Linked DNA regions of Homo sapiens: region 1 is linked to region 2. Evidence: read pairs that join two places in POLR2A ChIA-PET (ENCODE). Cell type or tissue: A673. All regions are shown on one strand.

Region 1 (8,000 bases), 260 kb after region 2:
TTATTTTCTGTACAACCAGGTTAAAAAAACAATAAAACACCATTTCATATTCTTACACATTATTTTTAATGTCTCCTTACTATTTTATTCTTTTGAACCAAGCTAAAATTAAAAAAAAAACAACTCAGTTTCATTTTGTTGGGCATTTAGATTGCTTCCAAGGATATTCCTATCCTTATAGATAAAACTTGAATTGCACCCATTCTTCAGGATTAATTCAAATCCTTCAGGATTAATTCAAATCCTAAGAATGGCAGATTACCTTGAATTACTGTATTCATTCTTTAAACATCATTTTATATAGTTCACATTGAACAAAAACAATAGATTTTTTTTTAACCTAGAATTCATTTGTACCTAAAGCAAATATTTTAAAAGTTGGTTTAGGTCACTCTATCTTCTTTTTGCACTATTAAATCTTTTTCCTGGTGTCATATAAAATTGACTATGAAAAGATTTTCAGAAATGATCCTTAATGTCTGTTCTGCTGGGTGGCTAGTATATTCTCATAGTGACACAGTGCCCTGGTTTACCATTTCTTCTTCATGTGTACCGTGAGAGCCACTTTAAGTCAAAGAAGGAAAAATATTATTAGATAATAAACACAAATTGTGTTCAGGATATCAGCAAAGAAAGCTTGACATTTGTCATTATAAGTAGCCTCTGATACCTTTTCTTTCCCATTGTAGATAAGCTTGGACAATAAAAAACACTTTTCCCCATCTTTCCCATCTACTCACTGTTCCCTGTCAAGAGATGATTTTGAAAAATGTTCAAATTATATTTAAATCAGTCCAATTTTAAAAAATGTTTTCTTTTTGTCTCTGAATAGACTGATGATTTTGTAGTATTTCCAATGGTCAAGAATTCTAATGAAACTTATTTCTGAAGTGTGGTTTATTTGTGTGTGTGAGCATTTCTTAAATTTTGTCTTACGTTTTAAAGACTGTCTTACTGAATTTCTTTTATAACTAGATTTTAAATTGAAAGGTTAAAAGTGAAATTTATTTTTATTTTATAATGAATTTTCTTACATTATTGTGAGTTGTTTTCATGAATGTTTTGTTTCTAGGGTGTCTTACCTTTTATATATTATAATTTTGTCCTTTCCGGGCATTTAATATACTCTCTTTTAGTCTCTGTAGAAACGCTGGAAAAGAATTTGAGGCAGATGGGAAGGCAGCTTCAACAGCTTGAGAAGGAATTGGAAACCTTTCCCCCTCCTGAGGACTTGCATGACAAGTTTGTGACAAAGATGTCCATATCCTTTTGATAGCTAAATAACTTAAGTCACTAGTCAACTAGAGATACAATTTATTTAATATTTTAGATGTCTTTGTGTAACCAGAGATCATTCTGTAGTGCCAAATTACAGAAAGTTTAACCTTTGCCTTCTTGCAGGGAAATTTATCAAAGTGTCTGTCAATCATGAATAATACACAAATGTCTGTCTGTCTGTCTGTTTGTTTATTTATTTATTTATTTATTTTTTGAAACCCAGGCTGGAGTGCGGTGGCATGATCTTGGCTCACTGCAACCTCTGCTTCCCAAGTTCAAGCAATTCTCCTGCCTCAGTCTCTCAAGTAGCTGGGCCTACAGGCACGCACCACCATGCCCAGCTAATTTTTTTGTATTTTTAGTAGAGACAGGGTTTCACCATATTCGCCAGACTGGTATCGACCTCCTGACCTCAAGTGATCTGCCAGCCTCAGCCTCCCAAAGTGCTGGGATTATAGGCGTGAGCCACCACGCCCACCCACAAATGTATGATCATTAATTTCTATTTTTTTCCTTTTTATCAGCTTAGATAATAGTATGTTCTCTCATCTTTTCCCTGTCATATACCTTATTTCCTTCTGATGTACATGATGAATTGAAAGGATATTAAAACTCAGGTTGAGGAAGTTTGACTCTAAACTCATGATGTGATTTAGATACCTTTGAAATGTCTGAGGAAGCAGATACAAGACTTCATAAACGTGTTTAACTAGTCAGCTTAACTTCAAGAATTGGCATATATTATAAATTAGTTTGTGCTCCATAAAATTTAATATTTCCTTTAGAAATACTAGATGGTTATAAAATCAAAATGGAGTTTATTATAGTCACTACTTGTATTGATATTTTCCTAACCCAAATAAATCGGTATGTATGTGTGTATATACATACACACACACACACACACACATATATAATTAATAGCATGAGGCTTGTGTCCTGTTTAAGGTTTCTTTTGTATTCAATTATCTTTATTATCACTAACTTTGTAGCTTAATCTCTAATGAGTAACTGAAGTAATAAACTTTTATTTCCTGAAAGTAATGTTGAGTTGCTTTGCAAACCATTTTATGAAATTACAGACTGATATCTTTTGTGTTGTAATAAAATATTACTACAATGCATTATTAAAATCCCATATGGACAAATGAATTCTGTATGAAAGATAACTCACTTCTAAAATGAGCTCTTATAAATAGACACTCCTAATATCTTAAACTGAGGTACTTGAAATAAAATGACTATTTTTCCTCTTTCTACCTCTTCTCTCCTGAGATTTAGTGAATCACAAAATTAATATTTGGCTTGTCATAGATTTTATTGTATATGCTTTCAGCTTAATTGTGAACTAGTTGAGTTTTAGCTTCCTTCACTGTCTCTGTCGGGAAATATCATAAAAATATACTCCAGCAACAATCAATTCAGGCTAACGTGTTTGTTTCCTTTTGTATCTTGCCACCCATCCAGTTTCTTATTTCATTAGGGAGGATGCCTTTATCACCCTACTGAGTAAGGCTTTTTTTTTTTTTTTCTTTTTAAGTAAAGGTGAAATCTGTATTCATCAAAAATTTTTTTGTACTACCTTCTCATATGACAAAGTGTGCTTTCTAAAATAAATATATTATTGCAGTTATATGTTTCATCATTCTTAGCTTTTTTCTTAATTTTATCATGTTAAAATATTCATATGTGACAGTTTGTTAATAACTAAGTACTGTTAATTGAACTACTTATTATTGTTCCCTATAGATATAAAGCAGTTCAGAAAAGATTTTGCTTGCATGTAGCTTCTGGTAGTACACTGTGAATGCACTAATTATGAAGCTCAGGTTTATAGAACCAAGATGAATTCCTGAGCTTGGAGTAAAGGTTGTAGAATCTTGCTTAGCACACGATCTCAGGACATATCTATACTTGGATTTATATGACACAAGAAACTGAATGATGTCGGCTTCTTGAAAGGTATGCGGCTCATAAAAAGCAACCAGCAGGAAATCAGAAACAGGAAGGATGATGCTTTGTTGGAAACAATTTTTCATTCTGAGTACAATTATACTCCATGGACAAGAAAGCTACTACATCCTGTCATTAAATATCACAACCTAGAAGCCTCTAATGAACTGATTAGCATTCATGTATCTCTTGGAAGTCAGATATATGAACAGTTGGTGCACTTTGCTATTGACAAAGCTTATAATCATAAATATTCTTTGCTGAGATTAGATTGCACTCGTTTGCTTTTCATCTTAGTTAGACATACTAGTTTCGAAGTAATTAAATTCATTCATTGCGAGTCTTTGTTTACATTAATTAGGACTGACATGTCAGATTTTGCATATTAAATGCATTTATACAGATCTTATTAAAATGGCAAATTGTGAGCTTCTTAGATGTTAAAAAATTGAAGAATTTGGAAGCTAAAATGCACAATGAATAAAATATACTTAAAGTTTGTTATTAACCACTTAAACTTTGTTCATGTTTTTCATTGAAATGCTTATTCATCGAGGTACATATCAAATGTTTGGTTCATTCACCAATTCTGGAAGAATATGTGTATTTTTAAATTTGTTAACAATGTATCTTACAAGTACGTACTTAAATAATTATAATTTAGTGAACTGTTAAATCAATTAATTGAATTGTTTTAAATTATTAAGATACAATTTTATTGTAATGTGAAATTTTACTAATAGCACTCGATGATAGTATGTTGTATTTTTATTCTTTCTGTGTATGCTTACTCTTTACATATACTGCTTAATATTAAAAAATTGAATTTAGTGCATCCTTTAAAAAGGATGCACTATTATTTCAAATATCATTGACATTTTAGTAATAATTATTACCTCCCACTTGCTAAGTCTAGTCAGAGCCTTAATTAGAATTGAATATTTCCACAGTAACTACTTGCTTGAAAAATGTGAAACCAAATTCAATGTATATCAGTATTGTTACATGCAAGCTATTATATGTGAGGTGTACGTACTTACTAAATTTTTATCGGTGAGAAAATTAAGAATATGCCAGGATTTGTGTCATGTAGTGCTTGTTCCTTTCTCATGATCTTTAAATTCTGTGATATGTCTTATTTTAAGGAGAAGAACAAATAGAATTTGGAGCATTGCACTTGAAATTCTTCTTGCCTGAGCACTTGCCTTTCTATTTTCTTCCTACTCCCTCTCCTGAGTCTTTCAGAAAAACTTATTTTGCTAGACATTTATATATTTCTGTATTTATTACAACTTATGTGACAAGTTACTTGACTCCTTTCCATGTTATATTCTTTAAATTTGTTCATTGAAATCCCACTTTATTTTCACACTTTTTTTGTGTGTTATTCTATATAGCAATGCTTTAGAAACTTCTGAAATCACTGGGTAGATGCTAAAGCCAGCCCAGTAAATTCATTGAGAGAAAGATTTACTTATATCTATATTCTACACTGCATAATGTACAGCATTTTTCAGATAAAGGAATTTAGTATGTTGAACTTTGAACTGTGGCGACTAGGAAGTAAAATAGAAGATTGGAATGGATGAAATGTAAACTTGTATAATACACGGCCCAGTTGTAAGAGTGGGAAGTGGGGCAATTGGGTGATTTATTGTAGCAGATTTTTCTTCTCTTGAATTAGTCTTCTCACTTTCTTCTCCTTTTCTTCTTCTGTTCTTTCTTTCTTGCCTGTGTTCCACTTAATTCCTTCTTAGCAGACTTTTAAAACTAGCATTAAATGTGCTGTTCTTAATTCTCTCTGAGTCCCCAAATTTATAATAATCTTTTCATTTTCTGAAGTCTTATACCTACAAGGGAGTACTACCCAATGGACAGCTCACTGCTCTTTAACAGTCAAGCCTCTGTTGTTTTAGTCAATCTCACTTTCTTAGCCAAGATTTTAACTACCTAACCTCTGTCACTCTACGTAATATCATATTTTTTTTCTACATCATACTTATTACTATGTTAAAAATCTGATTCATTTGTTTATTATCTGTCTCCATACTCTAAAATGTTTCTTGACAGCAAGGACTTTGCCTGACTTGTTAGCTACTGTTTTTCCTAGTGCCTAGAATACAGTGGAACTCAGATAATACTTACTGAATGGCTTGCTGGATCCTGTGTACTTAAGAAAGTCTATGAAATATATTAGACACATAGGACTGAATGATGCTGATCCTTATAAAGTATGTTAATGGAAGTTATGGGCATCCTCAGTGACAGAACTGTAATAAAGGCAGTATGACCTAAAAATAAATGTGGGATATATTTGTGGTAGGTGGTTTGGTAATGAGCAATACTGGCATACCAGGAGTAGAATTCCAAGTCATAGCTGGCCAACACTTAACACTTGTGGTTCAATGCATGTAAACACAGATCTGGTTGTTATCTACCTCTCAAATGGGAAGATGACAGTGATTCTAGTAGAAATTCATGAGAATTTGGCCTCAGTGTTGGTAAAGGAAAACAAAATAGATTTCCCAAAACATCAAGTAATTGGGCTTATATCAATATTTTTATAATGAATTTTATGAAATGTTTATTTTGTTGAGTATCTCACGTATTTTTCCAAAGCTCTTGACGAATACAGAAGTTGGAGTTTAACAGTTTGCACAAGGACAGCTAACTACATTTGCATTTTCTTTTAGATGAAGATGATGATGAAGAATTAGAATTCTTTCATATGCTAGCCTACATTTACTCCCTACCTGGCAGTAGTGCTGTCTCTTTTTTCCTTGGTCTTTCATTATTTTTCTCAAAGAAAAGGACCTGCATCAGTTTCCTTATTTCATCCTCTACTGATGTAAGTTCTGGCCAGAAGAACCATATCTTTTTGAAATTGTGGGCCAAAAAAATTTTAGATATAAAAATTCCATTTTTAGCTTCTTTCTCTTGGCCTGCCTGAATACTGTTTTTTATTTGTTTTAAATTTTGCTAATGGCTAGTCAAAGTTAGTAAAAGGACTTCTGCAAATTTAACTATGTTCCATTTCGTTAAATGTTAATTTAAAGGAGCCATAGGCAATTATGAGTGATGCTCTAAAAGAATCATTTTTTCTGGATATGGTATAGTGATGTTATATCTGACTGCATTAGCAATTTGCCACACAAGAAAAAAAATTTCATTGTTTATTTAGAAAATGTTTTCTAATGTCAGTGGCTGTCACATTCACATTAAATTCATCTTCTTAATTTCAGTGTGTTTTGAAATATATTGTCATGAGTGAGAGAAGAACGTTTCTATATGTGTGTGCCTGTGTGTGTAATCATAATTTTTAATAATCTAATGCATAAAGAAATTATATACCAGTTTTCTAAGAGAAGTTGGAACACTAATTTGGTTAGATAATGGGAGAAGTTTTCAGTTTAACTCTTAAAATTTTGTTTGCTTTTAGAACCTTAAAGTTTAAAATAAGTGAGGGATGATGATAACAAGTATTTTTGTGTGCTACTAAATGCCCACTTTTCTGAGAACTTTGCATGTGTTAGCTCATTTAGTCCTCTCAATAGCCCTGTGAGTTGGTGATATTATTGTTCCCATTTTACAGATGAGGAAATTGAAGCACAGAGACATGAAGGCACTTGCCCACAGGCACACTATTACCAAGTATAGGAGCTAGAAATTGATCCCAAGATGTCCAATTTAACTGTTGTGTTTAATGCTTGTACTGTTGATTTCAATATCATTGCAATTATTCAGCTGCAACTACTGAACTATAATTTTAAATCATATTGTATGATCTGCATATTATATTATTATAGTAAGTTGGAAGAAAGATTTTTTAAACTTGTTAAAGAGAAATATTAAATATATAAATCTTTTCTAATGATTTCCCAAAGTTAATTGGAAATTGAATTTAAGATTTTGTTGCTATGTAGTATAGACTGACTTTAAGAATGGTCAACTATTAGAAGTAATTTTAGAATTTTGGAAATATAGTAATGGTGGCTATTAGACTAAAACATTGGATTTACAGAGTTCCCCCTGCCCCCAAAGCATTACTTTGTAAATTTCAGAATACCTTAACTATAGTATACAGATTTGTTATCAGTGCAAAAGAACAATATGAGACACTTTCGAAGTTACACGAAAACATGGAAAAGTTATACCAGAGTATAATAGGATACTATGCCATTGATGTGAAGAAGGTGTCTGTGGAAGACTTTCTTACTGACCTGAATAACTTCAGAACCACATTCATGGTATGGTAAAAAAATTGTTTTTTAAAAAGTTTTTTTATTTATACTATCTTATCTATTATCTCATTACATCGTTCTACTCTTGTTGCTGTAGGAAAACCTATCTTTTCTGATTTTGAAAGCTATAAAATTTCAGATTTAAAAATCTATTGAAAAATGTATGGTTTGTTCTCCTTTTGGCCTTTCCAACATTAAGCTGTAATCAGACATTTTGATTGAAAAAGTGACAAATTCTGAAGTTCTTCATAAAGACTCCCTTGCTGGCTAATTACAGAGCACTTCTGTAATAAGTTTTTGGCTATGAATTTGTTTCTTTATACTTCAAGATCAGTTTATATTTTTGTGATATAATTTTACCAAATTCCTTGCAGCTTTTGTAAGGCTTTTTTTCCTTAATGCATTGTACAATAAGCTACACGCAATTTGCCTTTGAATAGGTTTTACATTCGTAGGGTTTCCTTTAGGATACTTTAATAGGGAGGTCAGGTCTTTGATGTGGAATCCTTTCATTTAGGCATTAAAAAT
Region 2 (8,000 bases):
CGCGCCTGGCCAATCACTGGCAGTGTTCTTATCTGCAGGATTACACAGCAGTTGTTTGTGATTGTAGGTGCTTATGCATACACTTGAACAATTCTGGCAAGGTTACATTCCAGAATAAATTAGAGTTGTGCAGCTTTCTGAATATTCAGCTCTCTTCTTGTCTGTTCTGCTAAAATTTACAGTATATGAAAGAAAAGTGATATTTAAATTTCTTTTTTTCTCATCGTGTGTGTGTGTGTGTGTGTGTGTGTGTGCCTTGATACTGCATTAGGATAAACTGAAATTTGTTTTTCAATTAAGATAGTTTACACTCTTCCCATATTCTCCAGTTAGAATATTTGGCCAAAAAATAGTGTTTATGAGTTCATTATCAGTCTCTGGGTAAATGTCATTCTTTGGCTGCTGTTCTATTAATGAGCTAGCCATCTGACTTTCTTTTAATTTTAATGGGAATTGAGTAATCCAGTGTCTACTGGATAGTACAGTGGAAATTCAACCCCACTATTGGTAAAACCAAAAAATATAACTTTTAAATAATCATATTTCTGTTAAAAATGATTATTTAAAGGTTTATATAAGGACATAGTAAAGCTGATAGGCAAAATATTTTATAGCTGTTTTAAGCTATTTTATAGCTTCAATGTATTTATAGACATCTTGAATATAGAAAAGTAGTAATAAAGTTAATTCTAAGTTCCAGGTTCTTGGTAGTATTTATCTTTTAGTTTTCTAATTATGTCTAAACCCAATAAAATTTATTAAATTGCAGAACTAGATAAGATTCATTTAGTCTGCCCTGTTCAACAGTGTATAATGACCTTGAATGAGGTCATGAAATCTTCTGTTTTTTTTTATTTGGCACTAAGCCATTCATGGTAGTAAAAACCTTAGTGTAATGAAAAGCTTGACCGTTTGATATTGTGTGATGTCAAAGATGAATTCAAATGTAGTTAAGAACAGAATTACACTTTTAGCAGAACTCTGGATAAAATTGTGCTTATATGATGTTGAGCTCTGTCACAAGAGAGGGAATTAGGGGATCTTTGTGGACCTCTTAAGATGCTTAACCAATTTGTGGCTTTAATAATATAATGCTGGCAAAACAGAGACTGCTACCAAGAATAATTATGTTGGCTTTAACCCCTAAAACAAAACATAATGTTATTGAAATTAGATGATTGCTGTTGACTTAATAGGAATAAATGTTTGGTTTTGCTATTGCAGTGCTTCTAATTTTTATTTTCCAATATTATGCTTATTGGTCCATTATAATACTGTATTTCCCATATCCATTTTGTAATGCTAGTCATGCTCTGCCTGTCTGTAGTGTTTTTCCTTTTTGGTTGAATATCCTTCCACCTGACCATCTTCAGCAACTTGCTGCTTGTATATATTCACTTAATTCTGCAAATAGTCAATCATTTTAAATTTAATCTGACTCTCTGTGGTGTTAACTGTCCCGCTCAACTTGATGTATGTAAATTTAATGAGCATGCTGTCTTGCAAAATCCACAGCCATGAATGAAAATATTGAGTCTAACGTGTGTAATTCAGTTGGAAAAATGTCCACTCTCTCATTGCTGTTCTCTGCTTGATTGTGCCTTAGTGCTCCAACGAGTTGCATGTGTGTGCACAGGTACTAAGTTACATATTTCCCCCCCACCTCGGTTTTGCTAATAAAATGTGAAAAATATTTATTTGGTACTATTTTTAAAAAATCAGTCTAGTAGGGAGTTAGGGTCCCTAAAAACAGTAGCAAACTGGCAATTTGCTGGTGTGTGGGAACTTCTGGCCCCATGCAACTTGTAGGAAGACTCTTTGGGAATATCTTAAAAGTTGCTTGATTGACCTGGTTTCCAGGTAAGGGCTGCCGCTGACTAATTTGGTGTCCTTGTGCAAGTTACAGAATAGGTGTATGCTTTCATTCTGGATGGACACAGCACCACACAAGGTCACAAGTTTGGAAGTTTGGAATAGATGATGAAGTGAGTCTGGAAGGGACCTTGACCCCATTCATTCCTCAACCAGGTACTACTTGGCAGGGGTCAGTCGTTATATTGACTCTGTTCTAGGTCACTGAGGTTTAGTGTGGGTCTGCTAGTGTTCTCTGAAAAAGTGATGGATTTTAGCTTGGCCATCTTTGTGTCAGTGCCACGACCTGAAGATTTCTACCTCCAGAGTTGGAACTTATTCCCGTAACTGTTATCTGAAGATTCTTGAGAATCTTCTTAGGAGCAGCAATTGCTCAGTGTTCTAGTCTGGGGCTGTATCATCTCCAGCTTCAGTTCCATCTCCCAGAAGCTTACCTGCATCTCATGTTTGTCCTAAAATAGGATGAGCAAATTCTATTTGAGAACTTTTCTGACATCTTCTTTATTTAGCAAATATTTAAAAAGTGACCATTATGTTCCATGCACGGTGAAAGAGGCAGCAAGTATAGAAATATTTCTATTAAATGTTATCGGTGAGGGAGAAAAGAGTTACATATAAAGAGCCAGAGTTGAGGGAAGTTTTTTTGTTTAATTTTAATCCATTAAAGATTAACTTGCTTACATATTGATACTCAACCAACTGAGAGAATTTAGTGAAATAAAATAGAAGAGGATAATCGATGTGTAATGCCCTTTCTTGAGGTGGGAGGAAAAGGGATCTCGAGCATAAATGAATAGGAATGTCTTTGGATAAATGCATTGGTTGGGTAGGGAAAGATAGTAGTGTGCAAATAAAATGGTAAAACAGCAGAAAATGGAATTATAGCTTTCTTTTCATATAGGGAATTGAAATTTATTTACTGAGGGTGATAGGCAGAAGTAGTAGTTTCACAGTTCCTGAAAATAGCTAAGGTTTGAAATAAGTACCATATGAAATGTGAAAAGAGAGAGACTAGTAAGATTTGCCATAAATGTTGTAAGAATTGATGAATCAACAGTGGCCTGCATTGGAAGAAAATGGAAGGGTCAAGAAACTGGAGGTTTTTACTGGGGCCAAGAAAAAGATGGTTTGGGAGTGGGAGAAGTGGCAAGATGGAAGATTGAGGTCAGAGATAAGGATTATGGAGATTCTGATGATGCCTGTGGTGGACAGGTTTTAGATAATGAAAAGGTCCAGGTGTGGTCATTAGGACTGTAGCTGAGGACAGTGGAAGTGAAGCTTGCATTGGCAAGGAAGCCAAGGACACTCTAGGGCAGGGGTGCCCAATCTTTTGGCTTCCCTGGGCCACATTGGAAGAAGACTTGTCTTGGACCGCAACTAAAATACACTAACACTTTTGATAGCTGATGAGCTAAAAAAAAAAAAAAGAAATCGCAAAAATATCTCATGGTGGTTTAAGAAAGTGGTTTGAATTTATGTTGGGCCACATTCAGAACCGTCCTGGGTGCAATCTGGACAAGCTTGCTTTAGGGCCATTGTGGGTGATAGCAAGGTGTGGAGTGTCAGAGGAATCAACCCAAGTTGATGGCAGTGGAAGTGTTCAGTCAGATGTTACTAGCCCCAAGGAAATCGGACTTTAGATGATAACATAGATAAATAATATGGAAATAAGAATGAGGGAGATGAGATAGAACAGAGTTTAAATCTAAGTTAAAGAACCATGGTCAACTTACAGAATTTTCCTAAACCTCAGCTCTCTCCTCAATAAAGAGGACATACCTCAAGTTACTGAGGATTAATTAAGTAATGCTTATGAATGTTTAGCACAGTGCCTGGCTCAAGAATTTGACCATAGTTTAAGATTACAGGAGTACTAGAGGTCTTTGTAAAATGGTTCTGGGAGAATGGGTGAGAAGGTCAGTGCATAGAGCAGGTTTGGAATGAAAATAGGAGGAAATGTAAACAGTTGGAGAAGTTTGTGTTTTGAATGGAATTCTGTTACCTGTGTCTGACCTACTTAACCCTTCCTCTCAGGACCCTTGGATTTGTCTTGATTGTGGTTTCCTTAGTCTCCTTTCCTCCCTCAATTCAGTGTGTATTTACTATAGCCGAATATTCTACAAACCTCTTCTTTTTATTTAGGGGATATAAAAAAACTTCTTTTTTTTTTTAATAATGATGTTCTGTTTTTCTTTTTTTACCCCAAGTTATTTATAAAAAGTTCTATTAAAATATTTCAATTTAGTCTTTTAAAATAACTCTTTATTTTGAAATAATTTTAGACTTATAGAAGAATTGCAAAAATAGTATAGAGAATTCTTGTATACCTTTCACCAAACTACCTCTAATGTTTACATCTTATATAACATTAGTACAATTATTAAAACTAAGAATTGAATACTGAGACGATATTGCTAACTAAACTACAGACTTGCTTCAGATTTTGCCAGCTTTCCCACCCATGTCTTTTTTTTCTTCCAGGATCTAATCCAGGATCACATCTTGCATTTATTTGTCATGTCTCTTCCAGTCAATGACAGTTCCTTATCTTTTATGAGCTTGATACTTTTGAAAAGTTATGGTTAGTTATTTTGTAGGGTGCTCTCAATTTGGGTTTGCCTGACTTTTTTTTTCCTTGTGATTAGATTGAGATCTATTTTGGGATAAATACCACAGAGGTGATCAGCCTTCTCATTATATCATAGCTGGAGGTTTGAAATATCAATATGTCCTATTATTTGTGGTGTTAGCCTGGACAACTTTGTTAAGGTGGCATCTGCCAGCTTCTTCCCTTGTAAAGTTAGTATTTCCCCTCTATAATTAAGGAGAAAAAGGATATCTGCACAGTCTTAAAGTATCTCCTCAATTTATTTTGCTTTTTAGGTTATAATCTAATACTATCATTTTATTTTTCAAATTGTTCTAGTTTTGGCCACTTAACAGCTCTTTCAGTTTGGCTCATGTCCTTTTGACTTTCCTTCCTTCCTTCCTTCCTTCCTTCCTTCCTTCCTTCCTTCCTTCCTTCCTTCCTTCCTTCCTTCTCTTACTTTCTGGTACCACATTAATTTGGTCTTTTTAATTCTAGTCTTTTTGGATGACATAGCTGTGTTCCCACGTATTGAATGAAAAAAAAAGCTTTCCAAGTATTGTACTTCTGAAATCTGTTCCTAGTGCTAGTCAGATCAGCACAGTGATTCTGTTTAGATATAGATTTTAATTAGAAAGTAATTGGCCAAAGGGAAACTATTTTTTTTGCTGTTGCAACTCGGTTTCCCCTGGCAAGCCGAGAGTGGTCCCCAACATATAGTGGTTCGATTTAACGATTTTTCGACTTTACAGTGGTGAAAGCAACATGCATTCGGTAGAGACTGTACTTTGAATTTTGATCTTTTTCCTGGGCTAGCTATATGCAGTTTGACACTCTCTTGTGACGTGGGGCAGCAACTGAGAGCTGCAGCTCCCCTGTCAGCCATGCAATCATTAGGCTGAACAACTGACTGTACTGTGTCCCCAGCATTTTTTGGATATTGTGCTTTGTGTTTTCGCATCCCACCATGTCTACAAAATGTGCATCTGTGTATTCAAAATGTTATTATAAAATAGCATTTGTGTTAGATTATTTTGTCCAACTGTAGGCCAATGTAAGTGTTCTGAGGATGTTTAAGGGAGGCTAGGCTGAGCTGTGACATGCAGTAGGTTAGGTGTATTAAATGCATTTCTGCATTTCAATTTTTAATGGCTTTTTTGGGACATAACCCCATTGTAAGTTGAGCATCTGTATATTAAGGAGTACTATGAATGAGATAATTCATAATGTATATTACTAACATATTAATAGAACTTTTTAATAGAACTTTAACATCAAAAACAATAATATGCTCTTCAGAGAGATTAAAATTTTGAATAGGTGACTTGGCAAATGATGTTTTTGAGTGTGATATATTCAGCCCAATAGCCAGTTGATAAGATTTTTCCATTTAAAGGGTAGAGATTTATTTCATATATCCATGGAAATTTTAACCTCATTCAGATTACTCACTGAGCCTTATGTATTTATGTTTACTTTGTATTTCCTGTTCAGTATTTTACCTATAATAGATATTTAATGAGATACGTACATATATCAGCATACTGATATATTGAGGTAAACAGCCATTTTAGAGCCGTTTTACAATCTGTGTCTGCAGTGTCATTTTGTACCTATGTAGTGTGGTAGCACAGTAAAGCAGCATGTTTTACTGACCTGTGTTTGAATGGAAGGAGGAGTTAATACACAATAGTTTATATTGCCTTTTTTTTTAAGGTCAGCTATATGTGTTTCTATATTTATTCTGTTCAATTTATTCTGTTCAATTTGTTTCTATATTTATTCTTTCAATTTGAAAGAAGTCTTATTTTAATATCAAGTAAATTATTTTCAGATGGTATAGTAGGTACTTTTAGTACCCCCTCCCAGCTCCTTTTTACCAGGCTGGTGCACCCATGCCCCAGGTGATGAGTGTTGGCTTCTAATAGCTTATAGATGCCCCTTTCTCCAGAGATTTGCCCTCATCAGAACTAGGATTCTGCAGCTGATGACTAACTTGAGGTTGTTGAGGCTGGTTTCTGCTACCAGGCTATCCTGACTGTGGTGCATCTCAGGGTGAAGTGAGAATCCACCAGAGGCCACCTTTAGTATGTCTTTTTTCCTCTTTTGTCTTACCTCCTTTACTTTCTTATCCTGAGAGCAGCCCCACCTGCACCTGAATCCCTGTTTCAGGCTCTGCTTTTAAGGGAAACTGACCTTAGATAATGGAGATACAACATGATAATTTTGAGGAAATATAAACTAAGAAACATAAAAAATGATAACTTGCTCACTTCTCCCCCACTGACCTTCACCAAGTCCAGTTTCTTAGATAGCCTTGGGAGATGCTTCACCCTTCTGGAATTGCAACATAAAATATGGATATGCATTTTTTAGGAAAAAAAGCTCCCAATAAATTTTCTAAGGACTTCGTGACCCCCAGAAGTTAAGTGCCACTGCCTCATGGAGTTTTCTTCTTTCAGCCTTGTTTTCCATAAATAGAAATTCAAAATATATTCTAATAATACCATACCCCTCATGCTTTCATGCATATTTTCTCTCTACTGCCCCCTTATTTCTCTCTCTCTCTCTCTTTTTTTTTTTCTTTTTTAAAGGGCAGAGCTTTTCTTACGCTTTCAAATGCCATTTCCTCCTGGAAATATGGAGGATGACCTGTTAGATGAAGTTACATGCCTAGTGGGTATCCCACAAAAGTTTAGGGTGTTATGTAGTTGATTCCAAACTTTTGTATTGTTGTCTTAGTCCATTTTTATGTTGCCATAAAGGAATACCTGAGGCTGAATAATTTAAAAAAGAGGTTTATTTGGCTGTCAGTTCTGCAAGCTGTACAAGAAGCATGGGACCAGCATCTGCTTTTGGTGAGGGCCTCAGGGAGCTTCCACTCATGATGAAAGACAAGAAAAAGCTGGTGTGTGCAGAGATCACATGGTGAGAGAGGAGGCAAGGGAGAAGGTGGTGGGGAGGTTCCAAACTCTTATAAACAGCCTGCTCTCATGGGAATTAATAGGGCAAGAACTCAATCGCCCCCACCCCAGGAAGGTCATTAATCTATTCATGAGGGAGCTGCACCCATGACCCAGACACGTCCCACTAGGCCCTACTTCCAACATTGGGGATCAAATTTAAATATGAGATTTGCATGGGATAACATCCAAATTAGAGCAAGTATTATTTGTTTCCTTTTGGTTTTTTATACTAGGACTGTCATCATACTTTTGTCAGGAAGGCGAGTGCCATATTTAGGCAAAAGAGGTGGGATAAACCAGAGGAAGCAGCTGGGAGAATTTTGGGTTTCTCCCTTAATTCCAGATGTATCACTACTAGTCAGAGTTCTCCAGAGAAACAGAACCAATAGGATGCCTGCCTGTCTATATGAGAGGGGATTTATTAGGAGAACTGGCTCACATGATTATAAAGGGCAAGAAGTCCTACAGTATGCTATCTGCAAGCTGGAGAACCAGGGAAGTCAGCAGCGTGGCTCAGTTAAGGCCCCAAGTTTTCAAAACCAGGGAAGTTGTTGGTGAAACTCAGTTGGAGGCTG

What was found. Peaks named below come from ENCODE experiments on the same cell type or tissue, not always from the same donor. Only the 100,000 strongest peaks of a DNase experiment are listed, where the experiment ranks them.
Region 1: POLR2A ChIA-PET joins it to region 2 with 13 read pairs; 1 of 35 experiments calls an interaction of 5 or more read pairs at or near these places.

The regions. Positions count from the first base shown.
Region 1 is chr13:59,832,585-59,840,584 of GRCh38, reverse strand. DIAPH3 (diaphanous related formin 3) reads left to right here. Exons shown (of 28, transcript NM_001042517.2): 23 at 1,137-1,261; 24 at 7,314-7,478. Among named protein-coding and RNA genes, the nearest start is that of DIAPH3-AS1, 180 kb to the left of the region's middle. In A673, no CTCF peak of the experiment used is centred here; a DNase peak (open chromatin) is centred at 3,274; H3K4me3 peaks cover 640 bases; H3K27ac peaks cover 5,785 bases.
Region 2 is chr13:60,096,821-60,104,820 of GRCh38, reverse strand. The region is part of intron 3 of DIAPH3 (diaphanous related formin 3); the gene reads left to right. Among named protein-coding and RNA genes, the nearest start is that of DIAPH3-AS2, 44 kb to the left of the region's middle. In A673, no CTCF peak of the experiment used is centred here; DNase peaks (open chromatin) are centred at 4,600 and 4,980; H3K4me3 peaks cover 306 bases; H3K27ac peaks cover 8,000 bases.